3 separate regions of the Mus musculus genome follow, and all the other regions are linked to region 1. A link is a loop called in an ENCODE intact Hi-C map of the cell type or tissue named here. Cell type or tissue: heart. All regions are shown on one strand. Each heading gives the region's core, and the rest is flanking DNA. Links, peaks and the distances in the headings are about the cores only. Region 1 holds the start of Zbtb39 (zinc finger and BTB domain containing 39). Region 2 overlaps Gm40805 (a long non-coding RNA gene). Region 3 holds the start of Lrp1 (low density lipoprotein receptor-related protein 1).

Region 1 (10,660 bases), core at 3,524-6,023:
AGACTAAAGGTGTGTGCCACTACCCTTGGATCTGGGACTTGCTTTGTCCCAGATGACCTTGAACTCAGAGATCTCCTTGCCTTAGTCTCCTGGGATTCATAGCCACTATGCCTCAAAATCTCCACACCGAGATCTGGGTCAGAAACTTGTATCTCCCAGCCTCAAGATTAGGATCACAGGTGAGCCTTCCAATTCTGTATTACAGTTCATTCCAGATATAGTCAAGTTGACAACCAGGAATAGCCACTACAGAGTCATCCCCCCCTCTCCTAAAAAAAAAAAAAAAAAAACCCAAAACAAAACAACCCACAATACCCATACATGGATTTTGTAGTATGGCAGGGTTGTGGACAAGCAGGTACAGCTACATTCAGTTGGGATGTAGGCAAGATGGGGAGGCTACTACAGAGGCCAAAGGAGAAGCAAATGTCCTCAGGATTAGCTGGCTGCTGTAGCCATGAAAGGGTAAAGCAGTCAATTACCTCCCAATGCTGGCACAGTGGAGTCCAGAATGTGGCCTGACATGCCATGGTTGGGTGTGCCTGTCTTTTCTTTTATCACTCTGATATGCTGATGATCCCATGCCACCAATGGGCGGTCCCCAGGCTCCTAGCCTTGGCCAGGTGCAGGAGAAATGCAGAGTTGACACTCAGCCTTACCTACCAGGCAGCACCAGGTCAGGGCTTTGGAGCCGGTGCTGATTCCTGCAGTTCTTCTGCCCCGGGGAAAGTTCTTGTTTCTACCTGGGTCCTCCTTTGACTGACAGCACCACAATGGGCAAAGGAGAGAAAGCTGTCCATGCATAGCCGGCTCACATGACCACACTTGATGGTGACGAGGGCTATAAGGGAGAATGAGATGTTGGTAACCTCTCCCTCACCCCCGAGGAAAGGGGGAAGGGTCTACACAGGATGCTGTTGGGGAGGGTCCTTCAGGAGGTTGTTGGCTTCCGGGAGTGAGGAGGGGGATGGGAAAGGACTCAGTTATCTCTGAGGGGCTGGCTGCTGGGAGTTTGACCATGCTCCAACAAGGGCAGCACAGATTGTATTTTATGTTTATGTGTGGTTTTTTTTTTTTGTTTTTTTTTTTGTTTTTTGTTTTTTTGAGGTAGGGGGCACTAGGGTGGGAGAACAAACCTTGGAAAACAGGGTGTGTGATTGGGATATGTAAATTCCCAAATAATCAATAAAAATATGCTGGGGAAAAGAAAAATGACCCCACTCTAGATTTTAGGGTCGTTCCCCACAAGTCATCTCTCGGACCTTCCAAAAGGACTGTCTGCAGGGTATTTGAGACATTCTGGGAGAATTCCTTAGGGCTGTGGAAGGGTTGGCTCTGCTCAAACCTGGAGTCCGGCATGTCTGCTGAGCTGCATGTGACAACTGTCAGCCAAGCAGACCATAAATGCAGAGAGGTTGCTCTCTGGTGGAGCTAACAAATACTACAGTTCCAGGAAAAACCAGTCTCTTTCTCTTTCTCTCTTTCTCTCTCTGTATATTATCTTCTGTCCCTCCCTTCCTCCCTCCTCCCTTTCTTTCCCACCCCGAACCCCCGAACCTCCATGTAACCCAGTCCAGGCTGACCTTGAATTCACTATGTAGCCCAAGCTGGTCTCAATTCCCCAAATTCCCCCTGCCTTCTAAACTCTGGGTTAATGGGTGTTTGGTACCACACCCGTCTTTTCAAAATCCTATTTACTTTACTTAGAGCAGTGAGACCCTCCCCCTACTAAACTCTGGGCTAAATTCCCACTTGGCTTTGTGCATATGCATCGTTGTGACTGTCATTTACTTTAACATCTCTAGATAATGAACAGTATACATTATGAACTACAGCTTCCATGTGGTTTGTTAGCTGGTGAAGTTGACTGGACTCCATACTCCAAAGGCAGCTGGTGAAAGAGGTTGAACAGATCTTGTGAGTCCCTCTGGAGTCATGTCTGAGCTGTGGGGGCTGGAGGCTTAGGACAAGGGGGTGTGGACCGCTTCAGAAGTTCTTTGGGGTGATTGCAATCTCCATTTATTAGGATACCAGCAGCCCAGTCCAGTAGTGTCAGGGTAGCAAACACGAATCAGCAGTGGTGGCGGGATCCAGCAGAAACAGCCAGGCCTCCTCCAAATTGACTGAGTCAGGTGGGAATGACCAGGGCTGGCCAGGACACCAGGAACAGCTCTCTGCCACGCCTCTCTCAGCAAAGCGTTGCAAGGCTAGACATGCAAGGGTCCTGTCACTGTCCATTGAATCCTATTTACACTTTTTCCAAACATCACATGTCCTCTCATGAGTCTTGCCTCAGCAAAACACCACCATGAGTCTGCTTCAAATGACACAACCAGAGACTTCCACTTCAGGGGGCTGCCTTGCCCATCTGTGGGAGCTGGTCCTGTCATTGGAACATAGTACCAACCTGAAAGGAACTCTTCCATGGAAGAGCAAACTGAAACGCCTCACCCCAAACCATAAGAACAGGTTCCATGGCTGTTGTGTGACTGTCTTAGTTAGATTTTACTGCTGTGAACAGACACCATGACCAAGGCAACTCTTATAAGGACAACATTTAATTGGGGCTGGCTTAGAAGTTCAGAGGTTCAGTCCATTCTCATCAAGGTGGGAACATGGCAGTATCTAGGCAGGCATGGTGCAGGAGGAGCTGAGAGTTCTACATCTTCATCTGAAGGCTGCTAGCAGAATACTGGCTTCCAGGCAGCTAGGATGAGGGTCTTAAAGCCCACACCCACAGTGACACACCCACTCCAACAAAGGCCACACCTCCAAATAGTGCCACTCCCTAGGACGAGCATATATAAACCATCACAGTGAACCTTTGTGGGAGACAAATGACTGTTCATTCCAGATAAGTCACCAATGACAGACCAAAGAAATGACTGCGTTTCAAGTCTAGCCTGGTGAAGCAATGTGTTTAATTAGGCTTTACAGGAGCAGGAGTGAGGGGTTATTAATAAAGTCTGGGTAGCTTACAGGGGCGACATCACCGAAGAAAATAATCTCAGCAATCATTAACTACTTATTCACCCTCAGGGAGATAGAGGCTGCCCTCCATCCCAGCAGCCAATAACTTCCTGTGCTGGTTAGTTTCTTGTCAGTTTGTCACAAGCTTGAGTCACCTGCAAGAAAGGAACCTCAGTGGAGAAAATGCCTCCATGAGACCAGGTTGTGGGTAAGCCTGTGAGATATTTACTTGTTGAAGATCTATGTGGGTGGGACCAGCCCAAGGTGGGTGGTGCCCCCCCTAGGCAGGAGGTTCTGAAGTAGAAGCAAGCCAGTAAGCAGAGTTCCTCCATGGCCCCTGCTTCAGTTTCTTCCTCCAGGTTCCTGCCTTGGCTTCCGTTTATGATAGAACATAAGCTGTGAGCCAGGTAAAGTAAGTCTTTCCTCTACGAGTTGCTTTGGTCACAGTGTTTTATCACAGCAATCTATACCCTAACAAAGACACTGCCTATATATCCTGTAAAGGGGTGGGACCTCATGAGAGCCCTTCCCTCCCATAAGTCCAGTCTTAATGCAGATATAGTCAGTCACAGCTGTAGAATAATTCAAGAGGACAAATGCGTTGTCATGCTCCAAGGATGGCGATCTACAGCAGTCCCCTCTTTCCCTGACTCTTGTATATGTTCTTCCTCGCCTCTGTCATATTTTGTTAACCCTGACATTCAGGAGGAGAAAAGGTCAAGTCCATGACTGTCCAATTAAAGCAGGCTGTATTTTTGGGTGAACCTAGGACAGGCCAGCTGGCTACCAGTTGGCTAAGTCGGGATTTGAGTAAGCAGTCCCTGCCGGCCTTTGGAAGGCTCTTCTATTGGAGAGATAAGGTGTTCACAGGGCCAAGAGGATTGGTTGACACACATGGTGAGAACAGAAGGGAAAAAGGATGGGTGTCATGTGCATGGGGTTGCACGCAAGTTACACAGGCCTAAGAAACAGGAACTGACTCTTAATGGTAAACAGAAACTTTATTTTGCAAGGACTTAAAGTGGGACAAACAGGAACTTCCTTTTGACTATCTCAAGTGCACACAGAACTCTTAACCGCAAGGTACATTTTTCCTGTTTTGGTCTCAGATTCCTTGAGCCCTGGCCGGGATACTACAAACATTTCACTCTGGACCGAACACTTAGTAACTAACTACTTATTCTTTGCACTTACCAGGTCTGAGTCTGCAGGTAACCACTGCCCACTGCAGGAAGCAGCTCCCCTGACCACGGACCACCACGATGATAAAATAGAGGCGTAAACACAAACGTTTAATGGGCAGCTTCAGAAAACGGAGTGGTGGGGGTCATGGTGCTGAGCCAGAAGCAGTGTCTAGGAGACCAGGAGTTTGGGTGTAAGAAAGTCAAGGTCAAAAGGCACCAAAAGGGAACAAGAGAAAGAACCCAGCATGCAGGAATAGGTGGCACACACCCCTGGCACATCCCACCAGGCAGTATGTGCTAAGCTTGATCCTATCAGCAGCTGTGGCTGCATCAGAGAGACAGTTCATGCCTCTGTAAAGTCAAAACTAGAGACTGAACTCATCCAGTCCAGACAGGAAAATTCCCAACACAAGCACTTCAAAGACAGAATATTCTCTGATTTTCATAGCTTCATGTGCTGGGCCCTATCTGAATGCTATGCCACAGAGTGTGCCTTCCTCTAAATTAAAGGTCGGACCTGAGAGGCATCTCCTGTCACTCATCACCCTCGTTTCACTGTCCAATTCCTTTCACGTTTTAGGAACCCAGGAGTGGGTAATAACACAGAAAAAAAACTTTTGAGACAGGCTTTTATGTAGCCTAGGCTACCTTCAAACTTGCTATGTAGCTGAGGGTGACCTTGACCTTCTGATACTTTCGTGTGGATGGACAACATAGTCATTCCCTGGTATGGCTAAAAGGGAGGATTTTGTTTGTTTTAAAAGATTTACTTATTAATACATTTATTATGTATACAGCATTGTGCCTGCACTTATGCTTGCAGGCCAGAAGAGGGCACCAGATCTCATTAGCGATGGTTGTGAGCCACTATGTGGTTGCTGAAAATTGAACTTCGGACCCCTGGAAGAGCAGCCAGTGTTCTTAACCTCTGAACCAGCTCCCCAGCCCACAAAGGGAATGCTTTTATGGCAGATATGAAAGAGAGAGGACAGATAGGCTGGAATTGGCCATGAGACACAGGCCTGGGCTGGAGTTGTGCCTGGCTGGCAGGCGAGGCAGGATGGGAAGGAGCCAGCCTGGGCTGTCTAGGCTGTGTAAGGACGTAGGCAGGGGAGCTTTGGTTTTATGGCTAGTCTTGAGCAGGATCATTTGATGAGCAGATTCAGGAGAAGGGAGGAGGCCAGTGATGGAATTCTAGACAGGGGACGGACCCGTTTAGGAAGACACCTGGGTTGCCACGGTCCAGGTAACAGAGTGACTCCATCTGGCCATCTACCAGGAAGGAGGGTCCGTTTTGGGCTATCAGAAGAGCTTCCTGGGGATCTAACCTGAAATACTCCATTCGTTAATCATCTACCCCTGGTGAGAGTGTCTGGTGCTGCTTCCAGGAATTTGGCATTGTCACTGGGCTCGGACAAGGAAGTAGGCTCAGATAAGAACGTGAGAAACGGTGACTGTGGGGCTTTGTTTGCTACTATGCTTAATCATTACCGTGTGTGATCTCTTTGTTTACTACTTCTCTTGATTACTTTGTCTTTGGTCTAAGAACCATGTTTTTTGTTTTTTTTGGATGTACCTAGAATGATATAAAAGCTAAAAAAATAAAGTTGCTTCAGCCTCAGCCTCAGCACTGGCTGGAGTCATGTTATAGTTTTGTCAATTTTTTTTTCTTCTTTGCAATCCTCACTCCCTCCCTTGAGACCCGGTTGACTGACTGAGCTGGCTTGGTCAGACCCCGCCCCCCTCACCCCCATCCGCACAGTCACATACCTGCACCCGCACACAGGTTTTTAGAAGGCGCCTATATGTGTGCAAGGCAAGGTGACAAGCAGAACTCAAAAGTGGAGCTCTGGCAAAACCACAGATCCCTGCCCTCAGAAAGCTCGCGGGAGTCATAAATTAACTGAACAAGCACACAGATTTTTGCGAGGCTGTTGGGGGACAGGGTTGGTTGGACCTGCTTTTCACTCCCCAGGCGCCACAGCGAGCGGGCTGGTGTGGGCTCGTGGCTCCGCCCGGCCGTCGGGGGGCGCTGCCTCCTCCCGGACGGCGGGGGGCGCTGCGGGCCGGGCGGCGGGGGGCGCTGCCTCCTCCGGGACGGCGGGGGGCGCTGCGGGCCGGGCGGCGGGGGCGGCCCGGGCCGGCGCGGCGAGCGGCTCGGCGGATGGAGAGTCTGGCCGCGGCCGGCGGCGCCGCCTCCTCGTCGGGCCGGGCACGGCGGGCCGGGGCCTTTGTGTGAGGCGGTGGCGGCGATGGTGCTCGGACCCCGCGGAGCCGGGTAAGCGCGATCGGGTCCAGCCGGACTCCCGCTCGGCCTTTCTGTCGCCCTGGCTGGGCGCGCCCCGCCGGTGTCCCCGGCCGGCCCTGTCCTCCCTCCCGGCGACCGGGCCGCGGCTCCCGGGCCTCCGCTCGGCCGGCTCCCGCGGCGCCGGGCCTGGGTCGCACGGGGGCAGCCCGCGCTGTCTGTGGCGACCGAGGTGCGCCTTCCCGGCGGTGCTGCGCCCCAGCCCGGTGCTGTCCCTGCCCTGGCGGATCGCGGGGAGACCGCGGCACGGGCAGACCTTTGGTTGGGGCGTACTCCTTGCAAGTTGTATATCCATGGGGTGCCCGGAGCCTCCCACCGTGGATGAGTGACCGCCAGGGCCCGGGAGACGCGTGGTTGGTACCCAACAATACTCAGACGAGTGCTGGGCCCCCGGGAAAAGTTGGGAATTGTTGGTAGAACCTGGTGCGATGGAGAAAAGGGTTGTGCTGCTCAGGGCGAGTTGTGCGAAGCACACGCATGTGACTAGTTGTTTCTCCGAGGTGTGCAAGACCTGAGATGGGGGAAAAGTGATGTTAAAAACGCTTGCAGGAATCTTTCCCTTGCTTAAGGCATCCAGTTGTTACTGTATAGTTGGTAAAGACAGATACAACGTACCTAAGTAATGTTACATACCACAGTTGTGTTTGCTTTGGCTATGAGTTTAGCTTCATCCACAGAATACAGTAACGTTTGAGAAATTAGCATCCAGAAGGGGTCTGGGAAGGACCAGAGAATAGGCAAGTATCCCATGAAGGGCGAGGTGGGGATTCAAGAGTTTGAGATTTTGAGGTGGGGCTGGTGGTGGCTCTTATCTGTAATCTAGCATTTGGGAGATGGAGGTAGGAGTATCATAATGCCATCAAGATCATCCTTAGTAACAGAGCAATTTCAAAGTCAGCCTGGGCTACATAAGATCTCAAAAAGAAAAGAAAAAAAGAGCTGAGAGGTTTGTTTGTAGACTGGAAAGGACAGCTATGGCAGACAAGTAAAGGTGCAACCGTTACCTCTTCCTTAGCTGCTAATGGAGCATTGATAATAGTTCAAGTATATTCCTGGCATTTGGCATTGTGAGGAAAGAGAATAGACTTAATGATAGAAAGAAAAACTTGATTTAGGAAGAAGTTAGTAAAGAAACCCGAGCCTGTTGTTTGGATTGTACTGAGGGCTGAACATCCATTCAGTTGGAAGGCTCCTAGCTAGACACATATAGCTCACTCCCCTCTTTTAAAAACACACAGTCTGGCTTTCTACCCCAGGCTATCCTAGGACTCCTGTTATTCCCGTCCCAGACTTCCAAGTGCTACAATTATAGGTATCTACTATTGTACCTGGCCTCTTTTTGTTTTATTTTGTTTTTAAGGATTTATTTGGTTTTTGTTTTGTGTGGATGAGTATTTGCTTCTGTGAATGTAAGTGTACTCTGTGTGTGTGTGTGTGTGTTGCCTGAAGAAATCTGAAGAAGGTATGGGATCTCCTGGAACTAGAGATAAAGTCATGTGGGTGCTGGGGACGGAACCTGGGTCCTCTGCATGAACAGCAGATGATCTCAGCTGCTGAGCTGTCTCTGCAGCCCCAGCTCCGTAGACTTTCAGGACCAAGCTAACTGATTTTTTTTTTCTCATCTCTTTTTCGTTTTGTTTCAATGATCCTGTGGTTGGGTCTGTGCAGGGTGAAGGTCATTCCCCACTCACCCCCCTTGTTATCTTCTGCTTCAGTTTTCCTTGTCCACTCCTTCCTCCTCAGCTAGGACACATTGAGAACGTGCATTTCTCTCCTGCACAGAGCCCTGGTTTAGGGATGTGTCGCTCTCTTGTCTTGCCCACAGATTGATCTTGCTGATACAGAGGCATCTTCCTAGGAGCTGCTAAGATGGGCATGAGGATCAAACTGCAAAGCAGCAACCACCCCAACAACCTGCTGAAGGAACTCAACAAGTGCCGGCTGTCAGAGACCATGTGCGATGTCACCATCGTGGTGGGGAGCCGCTCTTTCCCCGCCCACAAAGCCGTGCTGGCGTGCGCAGCTGGCTACTTCCAGAACCTCTTCTTAAACACTGGGCTAGATGCTGCGCGGACCTACGTGGTGGACTTCATTACCCCTGCCAACTTTGAGAAGATCCTGAGTTTTGTATATACATCAGAGCTCTTCACAGACCTGATCAACGTTGGGGTCATCTATGAGGTCGCTGAACGCCTGGGTATGGAGGATCTGCTGCGAGCCTGCCATTCCACTTTCCCAGACCTAGAGAGCACTGCAATAGCCAAGTCCTTGACCAGCACCAGCGACAGCCAGTGTGTCACTCTCAGTTGTCCCTCAGTAGATCCCACCCACCCCCTTGGAGAGTCCCGGGGGAGTGGGGAACACTTCGGTCCTGATAGAAACTATGTGCTGCCTACTGATGCAGGAGGAAGCTACAAAGAGGAAGAGCGGAGTGTCTCGGGTGACACTAATCATGGCTTGCCCCTGCCACAGCTGCCACTGCCACCAAAGTCGGAAGACCACGACACCCCTGTTCCCTTCACGTCTGTTCCTAGTGTGGCAACCCCACCACCAGTCCTAGGCATGGTCAGCACAGGCATCCAGACCAGCACGAGTTCTTGCCAGCCATACAAAGTTCAAAGCAACGGAGACTTCAGTAAAAGCACCTTCTTTGCCTCTGATAACGCGGTAGACATTACAACCCAGACCAACTCCTGTTTGAGCAATAGCGACCACTCCAGAGATCCAAGCTTTGGGCAGATGGATGAGCTCCAGCTGGACGACGTGGGGGACGAGGACCTGCAGTTTGAGGACCCGGCCGAAGACATCGGGACCGCAGAGGAGGTGATTGAGTTGAGCGACGACAGCGAGGACGACCTGGCTTTCGGTGACAGTGACAACCGGGAGAATAAGGCCATGCCCTGCCAGGTGTGCAAGAAAGTTCTAGAGCCCAACATTCAGCTGATACGGCAGCATGCGCGGGACCACGTAGACTTGCTCACAGGCAACTGCAAGGTCTGTGAGACCCACTTCCAGGACCGAAACTCCCGGGTGACCCATGTCCTGTCTCACATCGGCATCTTCCTGTTTTCCTGCGATATGTGTGAGACAAAGTTCTTCACCCAGTGGCAGCTGACCCTGCACCGGCGGGATGGGATATTTGATAACAACGTCATTGTCCACCCCAGTGAACCCCTGTCTGGGAAACTGGGTCTCTTTCCAGGGGCAGCCTCCCCGGAGTTGAAATGTGCTGTCTGTGGGAAAGCATTGGCCAAAGATTTCCACGTGGTCCGTTGCCACATCCTCGAGCACGTGAACTTGAAGGGCCAGGCCTGCAGCATCTGCGATCAGCGCCACCTCAACCTCTGCAGCCTCATGTGGCACATGCTCTCCCATCTGGGCATCTCAGTCTTCTCCTGTTCGGTCTGTGCCAGCAGCTTTGTGGACTGGCACCTTCTAGAGAAACACATGGTTGTTCACCAGGGCCTGGAGGATGTCCTCTTCCGTTGCCACTTGTGCAGCCAGAGCTTCCGGTCAGAGGCAGCCTACCGCTACCACGTCAGCCAGCACAAGTGCAGCAGCGGCCTGGACGCGCGGCCTGCTCTGGGACTACCACACCTAGCCCTCCAGAAGCGGAAGCTGCCCGCCGAGGAGTTTCTGAGCGAAGAGCTGGCTCTGCAGGGCCAGCCTGGGAATAGTAAGTACAGTTGTAAGGTCTGTGGCAAAAGGTTTGCCCACACAAGCGAGTTCAACTACCACCGGCGGATCCACACAGGCGAGAAACCTTATCAGTGCAAGGTTTGTCACAAATTCTTCCGAGGTCGCTCGACCATCAAGTGCCACCTCAAGACGCATTCAGGGGCGCTCATGTACCGCTGCACAGTCTGCGGCCACTACAGTTCCACCCTTAACCTCATGAGTAAACACGTCGGGGTGCACAAAGGCAGCCTTCCCCCTGACTTCACCATCGAGCAGACCTTCATGTACATTATACATTCCAAAGAGGCTGAGAAGAACCCGGACAGCTGACTGGGTCCCAGCAGAGTCAGAGGGAGCTCCCAGGTGGCAGCCGGGATAGTGACTTTGTAAAGGCCGTTGGTCCTCCCCCCGCTGACGCTACAGCTTGCCTTGTGTGTGTTGTGTTGAGAGAAGAAATGGCACACAAGCTGTTACTGTTCTTGAGAGGCGGCACCGCTGTTACATTTACCTCCGTACCTGTTGT
Region 2 (10,660 bases), core at 4,254-6,753, 200 kb after region 1:
GGGCTATCCAGAGAAACCCTGTCTCAAACAACAGAAGAAGAAGAAGAAGAAGAAGAAGAAGAAGAAGAAGGAGGAGGAGGAGGAGGAGGAGGAGGAGGAGGAGGAGGAGGAGGAGGAGGAGGAGGAGGAGGAGGAGGAGAAGAAGAAGAAGAAGAAGAAGAAGAAGAAGAAGAAGAAGAAGAAGAAGAAGAAGAAGAAGAAGAAGAAGAAGAAGAAGAAAAGAAGAAGAAGAAGAAGAAGAAGAAGAAGAAGAAGAAGAAGAAGAAGAAGAAGAAGAAGAAGAAAAAAAGAAGAAGAAGAAGAAGAAGAAGAAGAAGAAGAAGAAGAAGAAGAAGAAGAAGAAGAAGAAGAAGAAGAAGAAGAAGAAGAAGAAGAAGCAGAAGCAGAAGCAGAAGCAGAAGCAGAAGCAGAAGCAGAAGCATCGCTTCTCGGCCTTTTGGCTAAGATCAAGTGCAGAAGCAGAAGCAGAAGCAGAAGCAGCAGCAGCAGCAGCTGGGCATCATGGTGCATGCATGTCTGTAATCTCACCATCTGGGAGGATGAAGGAGAATCCTGAGCTTGGGGCCAGCCTGGCTGCGTAATGACACCATGTCCCAAATCAATAACAACTACAAAACCAAAAGACTTTCACAGCAAAGGATATGCTAAGGATGGAGCACAGCTGCAGCCCCCTGGAGACACTCAGCTATCCCTACTCGCAGCTGAGGGCAACCCCGCCCACAGTGTGTGAACGCCAGGTCTTTGAGGTCTTGCCAGGCCTGGACACTCGAGCTGACGAAGCAAACAGCCCCTTGGTTATTGCAAATTCTTTCTTATTTTACTTGGCATTTTCTTAGTCAGTGGATCAACCACATTTCTTTTATTTACTGATATTTCTCTTGTGTGATATTTCTCTTGTGTGATATTTGTCTTGTGTGGTTTTCTAATTGAGCAGTGGAGTTCCCTACTCCCAAAAAGTTGTTATGACTTTATTAACCATACTAACCATTATTCCTGCTTCATGTAAGGTCTGTCAGATGGTTCTGAGCCAGAAGGCTGAAGACAGCTGCTCCAACATTATAAGAAATATAGGGGACTGTCCAGGTACCAGCTGTCTCTGCAAATTGGTTAAGTTTTGGAAGCTATGTTTTTGTGCTTCCTATACATTCAGATAATATGTAATTCATTCTTGGATCTCTGATAGGGTTGAAGACTAGTTATAGTTTCATAATCAAACTTCAGTTGTTTTGTATTGAGGAAGATAATGTAGATTTGAAAGGACTGTTTCCAGATGGTAATCTAAGGTAAAATCAAAACATAATTCAGGTATAGAGTTGCAAACTCTCTAAGTTAGGACTGATGTTAGAATAATGTAGCTAAATTGACAAGATTGATGGAATGGACTTTATTATCTTGATACTTTCCAAACAGACTCTCCTCGGAGCTTCTTGCATAAGGCCTCCCAATCACTTGCTGTTGTATCTAGAGATATTGCTCACAATTGCAAAAATACCCAACAGTGACTCTACAAATACATTTTTGTAATTTAAAATGTCCTAGTTCCAGGGTAAAGGCAAAAAGAAAAAATTTATTTTATAAAACTTAGGCCTATACACTGGCTGCCATTATACAATTGGAAAGCGGCAGAAAAATTAAGACAGTGTTTAAATATTGCCCTGATGAGGCATGAATTGGATGTTGCCGGTTAGGTTTCGTACTGTTTGGCCTTCCGTATGCCAATGGGGGCCTTGATGGAAAAGCTTGGCCTCTCTAAGTGAAGACTTTGGCGGAAGGAAAGATTTAACTACAGTTCAGCTTTCACGCAGATGGGAATTTAGAGGTTTTTATTTATTTTCATTTTTTCCGTGTTGTGTGCATTCATCCATGTGGTGTATCGATATTCATGTGTAGTGTGTGTGTGTGACAGGCTTGTGGAGACCTGAGGGTGACATCTTGGATCAGAGTTCGCTGACACCAGCTAGTATAGCTTGCTATCTTGCCCCAGGGATCCCTTGTTTCCAACTTCCAAGTCCTGAATCACAGGCTTTGACACCCACACAGCATTTCTGTGAATTCTGGGAACGCCAAGATCTGAACTCTGATCATAATGTTTGTGTGGCAAGTGCTCTAACCACTGAGCCATCTCTCCAGTTCATTATTTATACGCTTATTCCTGTGTACATATGTGAGCGTATCTACACCATGGCAAGCCTGTGGAGGTCAGAGGACACTCCCTGGAATCATATTTCTTCTTAAGTTCCTTTTCTGATAAGCCGTCTCACCCGCCCTGTTTGGTTTTTTTTTGTTTAAGACAGGGTCATAAGCAATCCAGGTCCAGCTGGTACTCAGGATGTTTTGGCATTTTTAACTGTAGTTCTAGCTTTTTTAATTTAGCATATTTCTGGTTATTTGTCCTAGTTGGCTTTTTTTCTTTTCTTTTTTTCTTTTCTTTTGTAAAGAATCATTTATTTATTTTATGTATATGAATACACTATAGCTGTCTTCAGACACACCAGAAGAGGGCATCTGAGCCCATTACGATGGTTGCGAGCCACCATGTGGTTGCTGGGAATTGAACTCAGGACCTCTGGAAGAGCAGTCGATGCTCCTAACTGCTGAGCCATCTCTCAAGCCCCCCACTCCCCTGTTGACGTTCTGTAAGAAAAAAAAAAAAAAACACCCAGAGAGGAAAGGGTTTATCTCATCTTATTCCTTACAGTAGGTCATGAAGGGAGGTCAGGACAAGAACTCAAGGTAGAAACCTGAAGCAAGAGGCCATGGAGGAACACATTTTATTGGCTTGCTACTCAAGCTTGCTTGATCAGCGTGTTTTATTATACAGCCAGGGAGGACTGACTGTCCGGGAGGGGGACCACCCGCAGTGGCTCTCCCACTTCAATCATTAATCAAGTAAATACCCCCCAACACACAGACTTGCCTACAGGCCAATCCTGCGGGGACATTTTCTCAAGCGAGGTTACCTCTTCTCAACTGTTGTCTAACTTGTGTCAAGCTGACCAAAAAAACAAACAAATAAACAAAAAGAAAACAAACTAACACAGTCTTGATACCAGGCTTGGGGTCACCCTTTTGTTCACAAAGATGAAAGAAATGAAAAAATAGCATTTAAGCTGGGCGTGGTGGCGCACGCCTTTAATCCCAGCACTCGGGAGGCAGAGGCAGGCAGATTTCTGAGTTTGAGGCCAGCCTGGTCTACAAAGTGAGTTTCGGGACAGCCAGGGCTACACAGAGAAACCCTGTCTCAAAAAACAAACAAACAAACAAACAAAAAACAAAAAAACAAGCAAACAAAAAAAGAATAGCATTTAAATGGGAAATAAAATGTAATTTCAGCACTTTAAATGCAGAGGCAGAGGATCACAAGTTTGAGGATATCCTAGGCTATGGAGTGAATGAAAGGCCAGCCTGGGCCACACATTGAAACTCTGTTTCAAAAAGCCAAGATCTAACTCAACTAAAGCCCGTTTGCCTACCAGCTGTCTTAGGCGCATTCCTTTTGCTCTGAAGAGGCACCTTGACCAAGGTAACTTACAGAAGAAAGAGTTTATTGGGAAATTGCTTATGGTTTCAGAGAGTTGAGTCCATGATCATCGTGGAAGGGAACACGGTGGCGAGCAGGCACTGGAGCTGAGAATTTACCTGTGAAAACAACAATTAGCTCTAAAACGTACATAATTTGAGTCTTCTTTTCAGTTCTTCAAAGACAAGATCCTCTGTTTAGCCCAGTCTGACTTCAAACAAGCTTCCAGCATCCCTTTCCCAAGTGATGGGAACTCAGAAATGTACCACTATGCTCAGCTTATAACTTTTATTATTAGGATTATAAAATTGCAAGAAGTCAGTCATCTGGTGGTCACCCGGCAACTTCACTGCCCTCTACCTTCTTTACTCTGAAGCCATGACTAGGGTAACTCACGCAAAGTCAGGGCCTGTAATCACATGTGGCAAATATATACCAAGAATTAGACTTAATAGATGACTGATTTAGACTGTGTCTATTTCTTTTGGAAAGTATGTTACTGGCCTTGGCAGAGTTTCCCACTACTTCTGGAGTCACCGGGGCAAGCTCAATGGATACAATATCGGCTTGTTAATAAGAATTGAAAGTGGCCTGGAGAAATGGCTCATCGTGTAAAGAGTCTTGCTACTGGCAGCCAAGCTGGACAATCTGACTCAATTACCTGAACCCACATGGTGGAAGGAGAGATCTGACTTCCACAAGCCTCTACATGCACACCACGATACCCCTATTCTCCCAAATAAATGAATGTAGTTTCTAAGAATTAATGCAAAGATGTCTCAAGGCAATCAACAAATGTTGCTATTGCTTCTTTGTGGTAAATCTAACCTGTAACAATGAAAGGTCAGGACCGTGTCTCGTTCTGAGCACCTAACGCTGCAGTTGGGCATAATGCCCAGCGTGGGCTGATTGAGTTCAATTGAATCTTGAGCTGCAAAAGAAATGAGCTGGGTTAAGTACTGGACTGGGAGGAAACATTCTGAGCTGCAGTCTTACGAGCAATTATCTTCAGGGAGCGAGGTACTTGCTGTTCTTTTCTGCTTTATACTTCTGGCATTTTCCCCAAACCACGACTTCAAGGGCTGCAGCACAAGTTTGCTTCTAGAAAACGATGAGACCCTTCTCTCTCATTCTGTTTGGAAGTGTGGTTTTTACAGACACCATGAAGCCACACAGACATGCAAACACTGCTGCGTGTGTGCTGCGGTCCACCAATGGCGGACCACGTAGAGGCCGCGGTTCGTAAGATGACGTCACCTCAGACGTCACTGTGTCATGACCGTCTAAGTTTGTATAATACACTCCACGACTTTAGTACAAGGATGACAACCACTAGCACATTCTCTGAATGTGTTTCCATAATCAAGAAGCATGTGTCGTGGCTCTATAAAGACAATGAGGCAGCCCCGAGCAAGACCGACTTCCTTCCCTCTCCACTTCCCACTCCACACCGGGCTATGCTTTGACGCCTTCCAACTCACTATTTTAATTTACTGCCACATTTCCAAGCAATGTATTTGTGCGGTTTGTTTTTGATGTGGGTCTCATTTTCTATTGATTCTTCCTGTGGACTATGAGACTTCATCTGTTTCAGCGATCCACTCCTCCCCTTCCAAAGTATCAAGGTTAAAACTGAACAGAGAGATATGAAGCGTTACAGCATAAGGATTATGCAATCATTTCCAAGCTGTTTCGTTTCCCCTGGAGTTGATAACTGTTTTTATTTGCTTAGTTTTGGGTGTCCCTGTGACTTCCTGGCTTTGTTTATTGCTCTTCATGGACAAAACGCCATCATGCTGGGAACCAAATCAGAAAAGAAATAATTGTATCCTAGGATAAGCTCCAAGACCTGGAGGAAATGGAAGCTGGGTAAATTCGTGACATTAACAGAAATTAGAACAGTCTAATTCCTTGCCTTTGCTAACACTTTGACCTCAAAAAGTTAAAAGGAAGGGGCTGGAGATGGCTCAGCAGTTAGGAGCCTTCAATGCTCTTGCAGAGGACCTGGGTTCAGTTCCCAGAAACCACATAGCAGGAAAAAATAAAAAAATAAAAAATAAAAATTGTCTGCAACTCCAATTCCAGGGTCTCTGATGCCCTCTTCTGGTCTCTTCAGGCACTGCGTGAACAAACACAAACGGACCAAAAACAAAAAGCAAACAGAGAGAGAGAGAGAGAGAGAGAGAGAGAGAGAGAGAGAGAGAGAGAGAGAGAATGAATTGGTACATGCTACCACATGGATGGACCTTGAGGAGCTAAGTACAAAGGCCAAATATTATTTTAAATTTAACTCTCCCTAAGGATATTTGACTAGGAGTAGAGCATTGTTTGTGCAAGCTAAAGAAACTCCATTTTATACTAGGCAGCCATCTTGGTAGCCACTAGCCTTTTGTCTCTGACTGAAAATCCCTGAAAGATAAGTTCCTCATAACTCTGACTCAGTGACCCCCACCCAAAAATGTACAGCTGTGACTATCTACTTGCTATGATATATCTAGTTATATAATATATGATATATGGCACATGATGTATGACATATGACATGTATAACATGCTATATGATATATGATATCACGTGTAATATATAATACATATTATGTATAATATATAATGCATAGTAAATGAAATATAATAATAATATACAGTATGTAATAGGTAATGTATAATATATAATATAAAATGTATACTTATATGTACTGTATATAATATGTATGTGTTATATGCTATGTGTTATATTATGTATTGTATATTGTATGTTATATGTTGCTATATGTTATGTATGTATATATGTATTACATGCATTTAATATTATTATGTGTATATGTTTATATGTATTATATGTATGTGTATATTATATGTATTCTGTATTATATGTCATATAACATATTATATATTAATATTATATATATACATAATCTTCTATAAAGATACCAAAGATTGTTTTGAGTCACCTTAACTACTTAACTTGCCAGACAGGCCAATTTTTTTCTTGTTTTCATGGATATTGAAGGTCTTCTTGTGGTTTCACCTTTAAAGATTCTTCCCTCAACCCCCTTCTCACAGCAATCTCAAATTTGGCTCAGAGAGGATAGTTTGCCTGCATACACCTAGAATAAAATTAAATAAATCTTTTAAAATATTTTCTAAAATTTAACCAGAAGCATCCATTGGCCCAGGAAGATATCTCAACCGATTAAGCCCCTTGCCTCACAAACTCAAGGACATGAATTCAACCCAAAACCCACACAGAAGCACTAGGCACAGTAGCACATGTTTGTAATCTCAGTGCTGGGAAAGCAGAGGCAGGGGGATTCCTGGCCAGTCGGTCCTACCTCATTGGTGAGTCCCAGGCAAAAGAGAAAGGAACCTCATCTTAACATGGATGGACAGTGTTCCTGAGGATAACTCTCAAGATCGGTCTCTGGCCTCCACACACACGTTTGCTAATGTACCCATACCCATGTGAGCATGAACATACAGAGAGACATAGATAGACAGACAAAAGCAGACGTACACACATGCACACGCACATGCAAAGCACTTACTGCCTTTACAATGTCTATTCTCCCAAATCCAGGTATCTTCCAGGTCGAATATATTAAAGCTTAAGGGACAAGCTCCTAGGTTGGAATGTGGCCATTCAGTGGAAGGGAAAGGAAGATGTTGCAGGCAACCTCGCAGAATATAAGGAGGTTGCACTGACAATATGACGGTAATAACGAACAGAACCTCACTTCACTGAGCCAGGGGATCGTAGGACAGTCCAGTTGTCTGGAGTAAAACACAAGGAAGAATTCAAAAAGAGAATTAATGCCTCCTGTCAATCACTGCAAACCCCAGCTGCAGGAGAGGTTGAAGTTGAGCATTTGTATAACATCAGAGTGGAAAGTAGGAACAGGGAAAGCATGTGGGCAAGGTTGTTATTGTGTGACTAGAGGGATGGTCTCAGGATCTGCTGCTCTGATCCTGAGCTGACCCAGTAGAGATTGCATAAACAGAAAACCATTCACTTGAAGAGGAATAGTAAAATCGGTGGGAGAGCCGAGCGTTAGATCCAAGACATGGCACTAGGGTGCAGACCAGCATTCTGGCAAGGTTTAGCAGGGACAGATGGATTGAGGCCATAGGATGGAGTATGTCATCCAATGTCAGGAAGAGTTGGACAGACTGGTGTGGGAAGCCACATATGCCATTACAAGGTGGCGCTGGCTACCGCTGGCCATCACCCATAAGTTTGGGTAAACAACCAATGTGCGCATGTGCAGTAGAGTTTTTTTGCCGAGTCACTGCCTGGACCGAGGTATGTAAATGAGGTGCTGAATGCATGACCAATCGGGTGTAGATATGTAAATGAGGCATGTAAATGAGGTACTGGATGCATAGACCAATCGGGTGTGGACATGTAAATGAGGTACTGAAAGCATAACCAATCGGGTGTGAGACATGCCTCTCCTAGGCCTATATAAGCAGCGCCAGTTCTGGGGCTTGGGGTCTTTTCGCCTCTGCAATCAAGCTCTCCCAATAAATGTGTGCAGAAGGATCCTATTGTGGCATCTGTTTTGCTGGCGAATCAGACAGGCACATACTGGTATAAAACAAAAGACCAGGATGGTTGGTTTCCTGGGGTCCCTAAATACCACAGACAAACTTCAAAGAGCTCTGTGAGGTCAGTCAATGCTTGTGGAGGAGGGCCAGATTTCGGATACACCGATCCAGTCTCTAGACTGAATATGCAGAAATGTAGTAAACCTAGCACCATCACATGAAACCACCATTGAAGCCAGTGGAGCGCTATCTGCCTCTGGAACCTGGATAATGAGTCGGATCCCTGTACACAGAGACCTGGAGATAGTGCCTGTTTGTTTGTTTGTTTGTTTGTTTTATCAACTATAAACCCCTTTTCCAGAGAGGGAGACTGTGACTGTCACCACTGATAAACACTTCTCATTATGAGAAAGGAATGAGAATGGTTTTGATTGTGCAGTGGAAACCTGTGGCTTGTCCCAGAGGTAGGGATCACTTTGCTCTAGTCTGGAAGCTCAACAGAAGGAGAATTGGCTGGAGGCAGAGTCAGGCTCAGGCTCAGGCTCAGGCTCAGGCTCAGGCTCAGGCTCAGGCTCAGGGCCAGGGTCAGGATCAGGGTTAGGGTCAGGGTCAGGGTTAGGCTCAGGGTCAGGGTCAGGGTCAGGGTTTAGAGTTTAGGGTTTGGGTTAGGGTTAGGGTTAGGGAATGGATGAAGTTGGTTACGAAGCCATTTTCTCTGGCCTGCGCATGCTTTCTTTGCTTGGCTACTGTGCAAAGCTCACCCAGCCTTTCCAGGTCTCCCTGGTCAGACCCTGCAGCAGTCAGAGGTAATTTCCTCACAGCTTTTTGCAGTCTACCCCTGTCGGTGCCATGAGAGCAAACCCTTCCACTTTGGTATCAGCATTGGCTCCAGTAACAGACCTGGCTATGAGTTGCCATTCTCTCTGCACTGGGAAGCCCCCCTGGCCAGCTGCCACCTCCTAGGGCTCCAGCACCCTCCAGCCAGTGTCTTATCCTCGGTGGTCTGAGATCTGGGGGGGAGGGGTGGGAGTGTGTATCCTTGGAAGCACGGAGATTCAAATAACCTCAAGATGGAGAATTGGAGCTGCTTCCCACAGCTTCTACCTCCACCAAAGCCCAGGGCTGTTCTCTTATCTTTTCAATTCTCCCAATTAACCCGCTAGCAATAAACAAGCAATTTTTTACTTCTTTTATTTCTTAATTGTGTGCATGTGTGTGATGTGTGAGGCTGTGCTCATGTGACTATAGGTAACCCAGGAGGATGAGGGCATCAGTTACAACTGTAACTACAGGCAGTCGTGAGCTGCCTGGCATGGGCTCAGGAACTGATTTCTGGTCCTCTGAGAAAGCCATCTCCTCAGTCAAATTATTCTGTTTGCTTGCTCTTCCCCTGCCCCTATAGAGTCTTGCTGTGAATCCCAGACACCACCCACAGACCTAGATATGTACACACACACACACTGTATATGTATATATATATATGCATATATTATATATATATATCACATAAGTGCACACATAAGTGCACTATATATACATCTATATATTCATACATACACACATGTGCACACACATGAACACAATAAATATACATACATACATATACACATACATGCATGCAAGCACATACATACACATATACAATAATGTGCACTCATGCACACACCATATACATATTTTTCCTGTGCTAGAGACTGAACCACATATGCTAGGCAAGGGCTCTGACATGGATATGGTGAAGCAGTAATGTTTATTTTTAAGATAAATGATACTAGCATGGAAAATATATATGAGCTAGAAGAGGCTATTTTATAATTGTGTTAAACAAAAAAAAAAATGTTGACGGATAGAAATTACATAATTTAACAGGGAGAACAAAGTATGGTAAAAATGTCTCTCAAAGAGGACAGTAAATGTGAATGGTCACCTCTCCTATTGAAAGAAGTATTTCCAGTAATATTTTGAGTAGCTCCTGTAATTTTCTGTCTGCAAAATCCAAACTTAAGCCAGGTGAGGTGGCACATACCTGTTATGCCAGGACTCAGGCTGGAGGCAGAGAGATTGCCTACTGTGCACATCCTTTGAGCTTAAGGGTATTAACTATCAAGCCTAAGGGCCTGAGTTTGATCTCCAGGAACCCATAAGGTGGAAGGAAGGAGAGAACTGACTCCTGCACGTTGTCCTCTGACCTCTACACACAACACTCTACAATAAGAGCAAGCAAGCACACACACGTGCATACACACATAGGCACACACATATCACACATGTACACATGCACATGTGCACACACACACACACATAAAATATAAAATGAAAAAAGTTACAAGTTCAAGGCCAGGAGGATACATGGTAGGACCCTGTCACAAAAGAAAAAAAAATACAATAAAACAAAAAATGAAAAAAAAGAGAGAAAAATAAAAGGATAAATAAAAAAGGAGATATAAGATCATATCTGTATTGTGGTTAAGAAAATCAAGTATTATCACTGTATAAATCAAATTTCAGTATAAAGCTAAGAAGAAAACCGACTAGATCAGGGCCAAGAATGAAGCATGAGAAGTCAGGGTCAGCAAAGATATGGCACAATTACAG
Region 3 (10,660 bases), core at 2,948-5,447, 120 kb before region 1:
CCTTTCCTAGCAACTACTAACATGCCGGCTCACGCTGGAGAGGAGAGAGCTGGGGAAAGAAGTCAGCTGTCTTCCCTGAGCTGGCTGCCTGTCAAGTTCCTCCACCACGAAGTGTCCCATCTCAGCAGGGCTGTCAATGATCCTTCTCTGCCTTTTCCATCCTCCTTGGCTACAAATGTATCCAAATGTGTCTACCAGGAGGAAGTGAAGCCTCTCACCCCATAAGGCAAAGGACTCCCGGATGAGTTTCAGACACAGAGGGAAGAGAGTATGGGGCGGTCCCTAGAGTTATTCCTGAGCAACAGGAAGGGCAATTAGAACTGTTAGGTAGGTCGAGGCAGAAGGGTCCTTCTCTAGAAAGCCAAGACGAATGTTCAGTGTCTAGAGGGCTTGGCTAAGAGCTCCAGAATGCACGGGGTCTACTTTTCTACAGGTTCTCTCTTCCTCCCCAGGAGGTAGTCCTTTCTCTCGGACTGTATTTCTTGCCAGAGATGGAACAGGGGGCATCCCGTGCACTAGGACAAATACCCTACCACTGACCTTTATCCCAGCCCTGAGAAACTGTGTGCAGAGCTGAAATGAACTGGAGACTTAGAGGTACGCGGCTAGAGACAGTTAAGGGGAACGTGTCAGAGTTCCTCATTCAATGACCACCTATCAACTTAGCCCAGCATTTAGGGTCTTGGGGGTTCTGCTTCCCAGGACCCAGCACTGAATGAGCCACACATCTCCACGGGCATCTTTCCCTTCTACCTGATTCCATCCACCCTCCTCCACAGGGCTTCTGGCAGGTCCATTTCTTGCTTAATACATTTTCTTCCCAAAGCTCTTTGCCTCAGTTTCCCTTCTTCTCCCATCCCAGCTCTGAGACCAAGAAGAAAGCACGGGATGACGTTAGATGTGAAGGACAGAGGGTGGCTGCACAGGCTTGCCTGACAGGGCAAAGTCTCTTTCCTCATCGCAGGCAGAAAATTAGGGGTGGCAGCTAGACAAGACAGTCCCCGACATGACATGACTGAAGGCCACTGAGTAAACTGTTTTCCTGGGCACAGCTGCCTCCTGACCCTCTTGTCCTCCTCCCACAACTGAAACAAGTTAGAGACAGGGGTGGGGGAGGATACATAATCTAGTTTCAGAGAAAAACTTTCCCAATCCCGGCCTGGCAAGCTCTTGAAGGCAGAGGAGGGCTGTAAGATGCTACGAAGCTGTTGTCCTCAGTGAGAGGCAAACCTGACAGGAAGTCACAAAATCTCACCCCTTCTCAAGTTAGGGACCCAGCCCAATTCAACCCCATGACCCCAGCGTGAAGCCTGGGCAAGTCTTGAACTGGGGACTCATGGAAGAGGAAAAACAGCTGACAGAAATAGGGACGAGGGGCATGCAATTCCCCCAAAACAACACAGCAGCCCAAACCTAACTAATATACAAAGTGTATGTATGAAGTGAGACAGGGCTGGGCTTTACACATTTACTAAATGAGCAGGATTGGGGGCATGGTCATAACCCCCATCCCAACCTCCAACTCTCCTTCCAACCCAAACTGTGATCAAGCCTGAAATCGGGGAGACAGAGCTTCCTCTGAACCCCTCCCCAGCGTTCCAGACCATTCTCCAGTCTCTTCCAGAATGATGACATCTGACGTTTTTCCTCTCATCTTAAAGCTCCCAGGAATTAAGAAGGGAAAGCCAGCCATAAGCGTCACCAGACCCCTCCATCCCTCAACCGGGCTCCTGACTGAGGCCCTCAGCGGGGAGCTGCTCACTTCGGAACCCAGGCAGGCAGCCCAGGATTCTGGACCCGGGCCTCCATGCCTGGGATGCAGGGCTCATTCCACACCCAAACAGGGGGCCCTGCCTATCCCCACCCACAGCTTTCTCGGCCTGCCTGCCCTTTGGCCAGCAGGGCACCCCTAGCCGGCTTTGCCTTCCAGCCTTCAGAGTCCACTGCAAAAGGCCCTCCGCCCCCTTTTGCAGCGGTACACAGCAAATCCGGATTCCTTCACAATTCAGATGGGGGTGGGGGGGCGGGAGGGTGGAGGATGTAGGGGAGGCAGAGGCCCTCCCGTACCAGAGATAGGAAGAGAAGGCCTCTTAATCCCAAGATCAGAAAAAGGGGGAGCCCTCTTTTCCTACCCAGGCCTCTGGTCTTTGTCTGAGCTGGGGGGCCCTGGAAGCATCATTTGTCCCAGGCTCCCATCCCCCAAATCAGACCCCATCCCCGCCCCCAGTCAGGCCTCTGCTGTGTCAGCTGGACTGGGATAACAAAAGGCACCCCCTCCCGCGTCTCCCTTCCCCATCCAGACGCAGGAGTGGGGGTTGGGGAGGGGGAGCCCCCAGGGGTCCATGGGGGCCGCCGGAATCTCACTCACCATCCATAGTGGCCCCGGAGACCAGAGCTGAAAGCAGCGGCAGCAGCAGCAGCAACGGCGGGGTCAGCATGGTGTGGGCCGATGCAAACAGCAGCCCCCACCCTCTGGTCCTGTTACTTCTTGTCCTCGCCCCCCCCAATTGGGGGGTCCCCCTTTATCTTCCTCTCCCCGACTCTTCTATTCTTATCCTTTCCTTAAGCAAAGCGAACCAGGGGCATAGGTGAAATGGTACAGTTCCGAGCCCCCTGGGAAGGGCCTGCTGACGCGGGTGCGCCCCCTGCCCCCAAATTCGAACCCTTCACCCCTGCTTTACTCCTCGCTCCTCTCCCCCTCCCAGGGCGAAGCTCACAGCCCCATCTCGGAGCCGCCTCTGGCTGCAAAAATGCACAATTGGGAGGAGGCGGGGTGGGGGGTGGGGGGCGTGGACCCGATGGGGGTGCCTTGGTAGGGGCCTGATGGAGCACTAGGGGCTCCCCCGTTTCCGCCTCCTCAGTGCACTGGCCTGGAGCTCGCACCGCTGCTCCCCTGACTGAAGTGCCGCGGGGGGGGGGGGTGGGGGGGAGGAGGGAGGGGGGTGTTCAGAGGGGAGAGGGAGGGGACAGGGAGAGGAGGGAAGGAGGGAAGGGGCGGGGAAAGAAAAAAAGAGGTGGGGGGGGGGGGAGAAAGAGCTACGCGGCAATCCTGACAGTGCGCATGCGCTGATTTGGCGCGCTGCCCTGGGGAGGGGGAGTCGGAGGCGCTACAAGCTTTGGAGTTCTGGGAAGCGGTCCGAGAGTGGGAGTCCCCGGGCACCCTGTCCTCTAACTGCGTCTACCTCATCCCAGCGCTCCCTAGAGCCGGTAGAGCCAAGGGTGGGAATGGGGTAAGGGGCAAGGAGAGCTGCGCTCTAGTGCCTCTTTAAAACTCTATGTCACACCCCAGGATTTCAGATCCCCTCAGTGGGGTCCCGAGCCGCTGTCTAGGCGGAGGCCTGATTTCCTTGGGGAAACCCAGACAGTGCCTCCCTAGCCTAGGGTGGGGGCAGGGGTGGCCGGTCCGCCGGGAAGGTGCGGGAAAGGCTGAGCTTTGATTTGGAGACTTTGTAAGAACCGGTCTGGGATTGGGGCCTGCGTCCTCAGGAGGCGGAGTGAAGGAGTGGCCACATGGACCCGCCCCCACCTCGCTCCAGGGCTCAGAGTAAACAGGGACACCCGCGGGGACACGCTGCAGCTTGTCGGCCCGCCTTGGGCTCAGGGATGGAGCCCACCTTAGTACCCGCCCAGCCCTGCTCGCCTGGCACGGGGCGCAGGAGAGGCAGGCTCTGGTTTGGAGAGAGGTGACTCACCAGAGGGTGGGGTTGGGGTAGAGCCATCCCCTTTCGCCCTGAGAGGTCAGGCTCGATTTTTTTTTTGTTTGTTTGTTTTGTTTTTGATACCTTCTGACTGGCCTCCCACCAAGTCAGGGTTTCAGATGCCAAACTACAGGGAGTTGGAATGAAGGACTCCAGAGCTCCGCTACCAGACACCAGTCCTAGGGGGCTGTGTGCTGAGTGCCGGACCTTTGTCCCCAGTCTCAGTCGGTTTGGGAACGGTACTCTGGAGTCCAGAAAGCATCGGGCGGTTCCTAGGGCCGGCGAACGTGCTTCCGGCCACTGCCCTCTTGTGGGCGACGTTTGAAGACTGTAACCCTTAGTGTCTGACTTTCTCTGTGACCTGAAGTGAAAGTTCTGGAAAGCTCAGCAGGCGACATCCCTGGCTAGAGATGAACTTTAAAGACCAGGGACCAGTACACTAACTCCACAGGAGTGACCCCCACACACACTCCAGCCTGTCACTGGCAGAAAATAGACTTGTCCATTAATGACTGAGAGCCTTTCTTCAATGAGAGCTTATGCGGCTCACGGACAGGCTAACTGTATAGTCTCCCAGGCTGGACTCTCAGGATCCATCTTTCCTCCGTCCAGTTTCCAGCCTGTGCTCAAGTAGAGGCCTGATGTCTTTCTTCCTTTTGAAATATACTGAAGGTTTCCTCCTCCTCCTCTTCCTTCTCCTCCTCCTCTTCTTCTTCCTCTTCTTCCTCCTCCTCCTGTTCCTCCTCCTCCTGTTCCTCCTCCTCCTCCTTTTTTTTTTTTTTTTTTTTTTTCTAGCACAGGGTTTCTCTCAGCAGGGGTGGTCTGTTATTCTTTTATCCAGCTTCCATGGCCTAATACAGTGCCAGGCCCAGGCATGGAGTCACTAAATATTTTTAGTGGATGCTCACAGGCTTCTGCTAGGTCTCCACCCAATATTGTGGTCCAAGCAAAATCTGGTTGAAACTGACCTCAGGCAACGTTGACAGGGAAAAAAAAAAAGATATCAATAGCTACCATGCAGCTTGTAGCCTGAGAAGGCTAAGAGCCTGCCGCTTGGCTTACACAGATGAATCTTCTTCCTGACCTTCTCACCTCGCGTCTCTTCCATGGACCTGTCCTGGGTATTTCCGATAACACTCATCCTTTTATTCTTTGTCTCAGTGGCTACCCTTCAAAACAACAACCACATTAAAAAAGAAAAGAAAAGAGAAATGAAGAAAAGAAAAAGGAAGAAAGAAAAAAGAAAGAAAGAAAAGAAAAGAGACGTGGGGCTGGAGAGATGGCTCAGAGCTCTTGCTGTTCTTACTAAGGTCCTAAGTGTCCAGCACACACATTGGGTTGGCTCATAACTGTTTGTAACTCCAGCTCCAAAGGGTCTGATGCCTTCTTGTGGCCTCCATGGGGACCTGCACACAGGTGCACACTTCTACACACAGATATGAATAAAAAAAATTTTTTTAAAGACTATTTTATTTGGGGGCTGGAGAGATGGCTCAGCGGTTAAGAGCACTGCACTGACAGCTCTTCCAGAGGTACTGAGTTCAATTCCCAGCAACCACATGGTGGCTGGAGACCATCTGTAATGGGATCCGATGCCCTCTTCTGGTATGCAGGTAGATGAGCAGACAGAACACTCAGGTTAAATAGATAGATAGATAGATAGATATTTATACAATGTTCTGCCTGTATATATGCCTACAAGCCAGAAGAGGGCACCAGACTACATTACAGATAGTTATAAGACACCATGTGGTTGCTGGGAATTGAACTCAGGACCTCTGGGCGAGCAGCAAATGCCCTTAACTTCTGAGCCATCTCTCCAGCCTCTAAAAAAAATTTTTAAAAGATTTTTGTTTTTATTGTTTTTAACTATATTCATGTGTGAGTATGTAGAGACCTAAGGCATCAGGTCCCCTGCTTGAGCTGACGCCACCACCACCTAACTTGGGTGCTGGGAACACAACTCTTGTCACCTGGAAGAGCAGGTTCTTAACCACCAAGCCATGCCTCCAGCACCCTTGCCACCTCTTAGGAAGCCTCTTCCAAGGACTGGGATGTAGTTCAGACCACTGAGCACTCACCTGGCATGCACAAAGCCCTGAGCTCAAAGCCTAGCACTGTATACTGTATGCAGTAGCACGCACTTGTAAACCCAGCACCAAGGAGGTAGAGGCTAAAGGAGCAAGGTGGAGAATCAGAGGCCATCCTTGGCTATAGAGAAAGAGCTAGACCAGCCTGTGCTACATGAGACCCCGTCTCAAAAGAGGGTAGAGGAGGGGGCTGGAGAGATGGCTGCTCTTCCAGAGGGCCTGGGTTCCATTCCCAGCACTCGCCTGGCAGCTCACAGCTGTCTGTAGCTTTACTTCCAGGGATCTGACACCCTCACAGACAAACATGCAGGCAGCACACCAATTTACATTAAAAAAAAAAAAAAAGATGTGTATACCCACAGTGGGCATGAGAAAAGGTGGTGGTAGGGGAATACTAGTAGTTTAGGCTGGAATTGTAACAGAAATAATGGAAATTCAACAGGACGGGTCAAATGTGAGATCTTCCGTCAGCCATGGCGATCCAGAACCTGCCCTCGGCCGCTGTTCTGGGCCTGTGCTATCTATTGAATACCAATGAATGTATTTTAATTTATTTTCTTTCTTTTTTTAAAATGATTTTTTTTTGTTATTATGCATTGGTATTTTGCTTGCATGTCTATTTGTGTAAGGGTGCTGGAGTCCCTGGAACTGGAGTTACAGACAGTTGTGAGTCTCCATGTGGGTGCTGGGAATTGAACTCAGGTCTTCTGGAAGAGTAGCTGGACTATTAACCTGCTAAGCCATCATCCCTCTAGCCCCATGTTTTTATTTTTATTAACTTTGCATTACAAAAAATGGTGATACTTAATTATTAGTAAAACTTGTAATATAAGAAAATAAACTTGTCACTTCTCTTTCCTTGTTTTTTATTTTGTTTTGTTTTGTTTTATTTTGTTTTGTTGTTGTTGTTTGGTTTTGATTTTATGAGACAAGGTTTCTCTGTGTAGCCTTGACTGTCCTGGACTTGCTTTGTAGACCAGGCTGGCCTTGACCACACAGAGACCCAAATGCCGCCGCTTCTGCCTCATGACTGCTGGAACTAAAGGTACGTCATACCATGCCCAGTTAAACTTGTCACTTCTTAAACTCCCACTTCTGGCCTCACCCTCAGATAAACCACTAGGAATATGCCTTAGAAGTGTCTTCAAGCTGGGTGGTGGTGGCGCACGCCTTTAATCCCAGCACTTGGGAGGCAGATTTCTGAGTTGGAGGCCAGCCTGGTCTACAGAGTGAGTTCCAGGACAGCCAGGGCTACACAGAGAAACCCTGTCTCGAAAAAAACAAAAACAAAAACAAAAACAAAAACAAAAAAAGAAGAAGAAGAAGTGTCTTCAAGGAAGCCTGTTTGTTTTAGCGGTGTACAGTTACAAATAATACCCTTTAAAGTCACAGAGGAGCTGGTATATACGGTTTCATAGCTTACGTTCTTCACCTTAGCTTGCCTTGAGCTCATTCCACGCTATCTGTACAGACCCAGACCATGTTTCATATTAACCTCCTGAAGCTCCTTGATGGCTGGGTGCTTAGTTTGTCCTGGTATATGAACAGCTGACATTGGCTTTGTGAGAAGGCAGAATGCTTATCTCTCTCTAGCCAAGCCAATCGTGACTCTGTTCCTCTGAAAAGCTCTGCTGTTATTCCCGAGCTACTCAGAGAGCCAGGCATGGTGGCACGAGCCTATTTTCCAAAACCTCAGGAAACAGAGGCAGGAGAATCAGAAGTTTGAAGACGGTTAGGGACACAAGGGGGCTTTCCACACCAGCCTGGGCTACCTGGTAAAATCCTATCTTAAACAGAATAAATCTCACTGGTAATCATCATGGTCTTGGAATCTAGAGTTTAGCACTTAATTTTATGGATCCTTTGTCCACCACCAGACCATAAACTCCTTTAGAGCAGAGACTTTTTCCTCATCTCTTTTAATGCCCCCCCCCGATGCTCCCCTGGCCCCTTCCCATGTGCATGTGCCTACCCCCCAAGCCTTAGCTCGTTTGTTTGGTTTTTGAGACAGGGTTTCTCTGTGTAGCCCTGGCTGTCCTAGAACTCACTCTATACACCAGTCTGGCCTCGAACTCAGAAATCTGCCTGCCTCTGCCTCCCAAGTGCTAGGATTTTTTTTCCTCAGCCTCAGCTCTTGATTGACTGGTGAGGAAACTGGCTGCACCAGGGATGTCTGCTGGGTAGAGGAGAAGGATGAGTGTGAGCATCCTCTCTGTAGGATGAGCCTATAAACATCTTCTCTCTGTGGTGTTACTACAATGTTCACTATTCATTTTCTCTTTGTCTCTCAGTGTCTTCTCTCCTCCACTTTCCTTAAGACGGCCCCTCTTCATACACTTTGAATTGAATTATAATCTATAACGGGAAAAATCAAGTAAGAATTTTCTGAAGTTCATGACCAGGCTGCCAAGAATGGTGATAGGCTCTCAAAAAGCTGTTTTGGGAAAGGATATCCTCCTTCACCAAATTATTAACCATTTTGCTTTTTGCTTTTGGGGGTGGGGTGGGGGGGGGGCGAAGTATAAGAGGGCCTGGCACAGGGCATTTGGGAGGCAGTGCTGAGACAATCAGGCCACTGGCTATTGCCACCTAGTGGCCAGTTCAGGAAGTGTACATAGGAAGGGATAGCTCTGAAAGGTCTAACTTCCTGATGCTGCCACCCTGTAATCCCACTCCTCGTGCTGTGGTGACCCTCAACTATGAAATTATTTCCATTGCTATTTCATAACGGTAGTTTGCTACTATTATGGATCATGAACATGTGTTTTCTGATGGTCTTAGGCAACCCCTGTAAAAGGGTCATTCAACAACCCTCAAGGGGTCGCGACCCACAGGTTGAGAGTCACAGAAGGTGGGGAAAAGAAAGGGACAAACACTTATTAAAAAATTGCTGAGGACTGGAGAGATGGCTCAGAGATTAAGAGTACTGACTGCTCTTCAGAAGGTCCAGAGTTCAAATCCCAGCACCCTCATGGTGGCTCACAACCATCTGTAATGAGATCTGGTGCCCTCTTCTGGCCTGCAGGCCTACGTGCAGGCAGAACACTGTATACACAGAAATAATTTAATTTTTTTTTTGCCATGGAACAGGCCTTTACAGAATATGGAAGCCAGGCATAGTGACCCGTGCCTTTAATTCCAGTGCGTGGGAGGCAGAGGCAGGCGGATCTCTGTGATTTCAAGACCATTCTGTTCTACATAGTGAGTTCCAGGACAGGCAGAGCTATATAGTGAGACCCTATCTTGAAAAAAAACAAAACAAGGGGGTGGTGAGATGGCTCAGTTGGTAAGAGCACTGACTGCTCTTCAGAAGGTCCTGAGTTCAATTCCCAGAAGCCACATGGTGGCTCACAACCACCCATAATGAGATCTGATGCCCTCTTCTGGTCTGAAGACAACTACAGTGTACTTATATATAATAATAAGCCTTTAGGCCAGAGCAGAGGGGTTGACCAGAGCAAGCAGAGGTCCTAAAAATTTAATTCCCAGCAACCACATGAAGGCTCACAACCATCTATATAGCTACAGTGTACTCATAGACATAAAATAAATAAGTAAATCTTTTTTTAAAAACACACAGAATGTGGATACCCACTTAAGTCTCATACCACTTTGTGGCATAGGTGTTCTATACAGTTACAAGACTAGGAAATAGAGACTCAAAGAGATTACAGAATCTGTTCCAAGCATCTATGCAGATGGGAGACCAGATTTCTTTTCTCTTCTTCCCTTTCCCTTTTCCCATTTTTCCCTTCTTCTTTTCCCTTCTTCTTTTTCCTTTTCCCTTTCTTTCTTTCTTTCTTTCTTTCTTTCTTTCTTTCTTTCTTTCTTTCTTTCTTTCTTTCTTTCTTCTTCTTCTTCTTCTTCTTCTTCTTCTTCTTCTTCTTCTTCTTCTTCTTCTCTCTCTCTCTCTCTCTCTCTCTCTCGACAGGGTTTCTCTGTGTAGCCCTGGCTGTCCTGGAACTCACTTTGTAGACCAGGCTGGCCTCGAACTCAGAAACCCATCTGCCTCTACCTCCCGGGTGCTGGGATTAAAGGTGTGCGCCACCACGCCCGGCGAGATTCCATTTCTTTACTAAACATTTCTTATGTGCCCCAGCATGATGATAGGCCCCTCGGGTCAAGGGTTAAGAACAAGGACACTGCCTTTCCAGAACTTACAGGTTAGTGGGGATGCTCAGTCAGGTAACTGGCTATTATAACTCAGACATTTTATGTCTGCAGTGAAGTTCACAGAGGAGGCCATGGGAATCAGGGGGAGATAAGAGCTCTAGCTAAGGGGTCAAGATAAAAGAAGCTAATGGTCTCAGCTGAAGTGGCAAAAGAGGAAGGGGATGACAGGCGATGACCTGAAGAATGTGTGCTTTAGACTAGAGACAGACAAAGATGGGTACGAGGAAATTTAAGCTTAACAGAGTAAAATGGCTGGAGAGATGGCTCAGCAGTTAAGAGCACTGACTGCTCTTCCAAAGGACCTGAGTTCAACTTCCAGAAACCACATGGTGGCTCACAACCATCTGTAATAGGATCCAATGCCTTCTTCTGGTGTGCATGAAGACAGTGTACTTAAATACATAAAATAAATCTCGAAGAAGGAGGAGGGAGAGGAGGAGGAAAAGGAGAAGAAGACAATGGAAACTTTGGTATAGCTGAGTAAGATGTTGGGGGGCAGGAGTGGAAGAAATGGTGGAGAAAATATCAGGAAGGCAAATCACAAAGGACAAATTTAGCAATGCAATGACTTCATTTTTGTCTAAAACTTAAGTAAGGGAACCAAAAGAGAGACACTAGGAACTGGAATCAAAGATACTAATGGCTAGCCAGGCATGGTGTTAGTGGTGTCTGCCCTTTAATCTCAGCACTCCGGAGCCA

Evidence for each region. Peaks named below come from ENCODE experiments on the same cell type or tissue, not always from the same donor. Only the 100,000 strongest peaks of a DNase experiment are listed, where the experiment ranks them.
Region 2: it touches region 1 in a loop (7-fold over the local background); 29 of 42 quality-filtered maps call a loop at or near these places.
Region 3: it touches region 1 in a loop (3-fold over the local background); 2 of 42 quality-filtered maps call a loop at or near these places.

What each region holds. Positions count from the first base shown.
Region 1 is chr10:127,733,231-127,743,890 of GRCm38, forward strand. It overlaps Zbtb39 (zinc finger and BTB domain containing 39), which reads left to right and starts at 6,300. Exons shown (of 2, transcript NM_198035.2): 1 at 6,300-6,432; 2 at 8,285-10,660. The coding sequence starts at 8,329. The coding sequence ends at 10,467. In heart, for the core only: a CTCF peak has its summit at 4,984 (motif pointing right); DNase peaks (open chromatin) are centred at 3,821 and 5,331; H3K4me3 peaks cover 578 bases; H3K27ac peaks cover 825 bases.
Region 2 is chr10:127,932,013-127,942,672 of GRCm38, forward strand. Gm40805 (a long non-coding RNA gene) reads right to left here. Exons shown (of 5, transcript XR_872186.1): 2 at 7,066-7,291; 3 at 6,472-6,627; 4 at 4,349-4,451; 5 at 3,529-3,639. Among named protein-coding and RNA genes, the nearest start is that of Gm40804, 12 kb to the left of the region's middle. In heart, for the core only: a CTCF peak has its summit at 5,622 (motif pointing left); no DNase peak of the experiment used is centred there.
Region 3 is chr10:127,618,250-127,628,909 of GRCm38, forward strand. It overlaps Lrp1 (low density lipoprotein receptor-related protein 1), which reads right to left and starts at 2,899. Exons shown (of 89, transcript NM_008512.2): 1 at 2,369-2,899. The coding sequence starts at 2,438. In heart, for the core only: CTCF peaks have their summits at 4,018 (motif pointing left) and 5,401 (motif pointing right); DNase peaks (open chromatin) are centred at 3,532, 3,962 and 4,592; H3K4me3 peaks cover 1,521 bases; H3K27ac peaks cover 1,427 bases.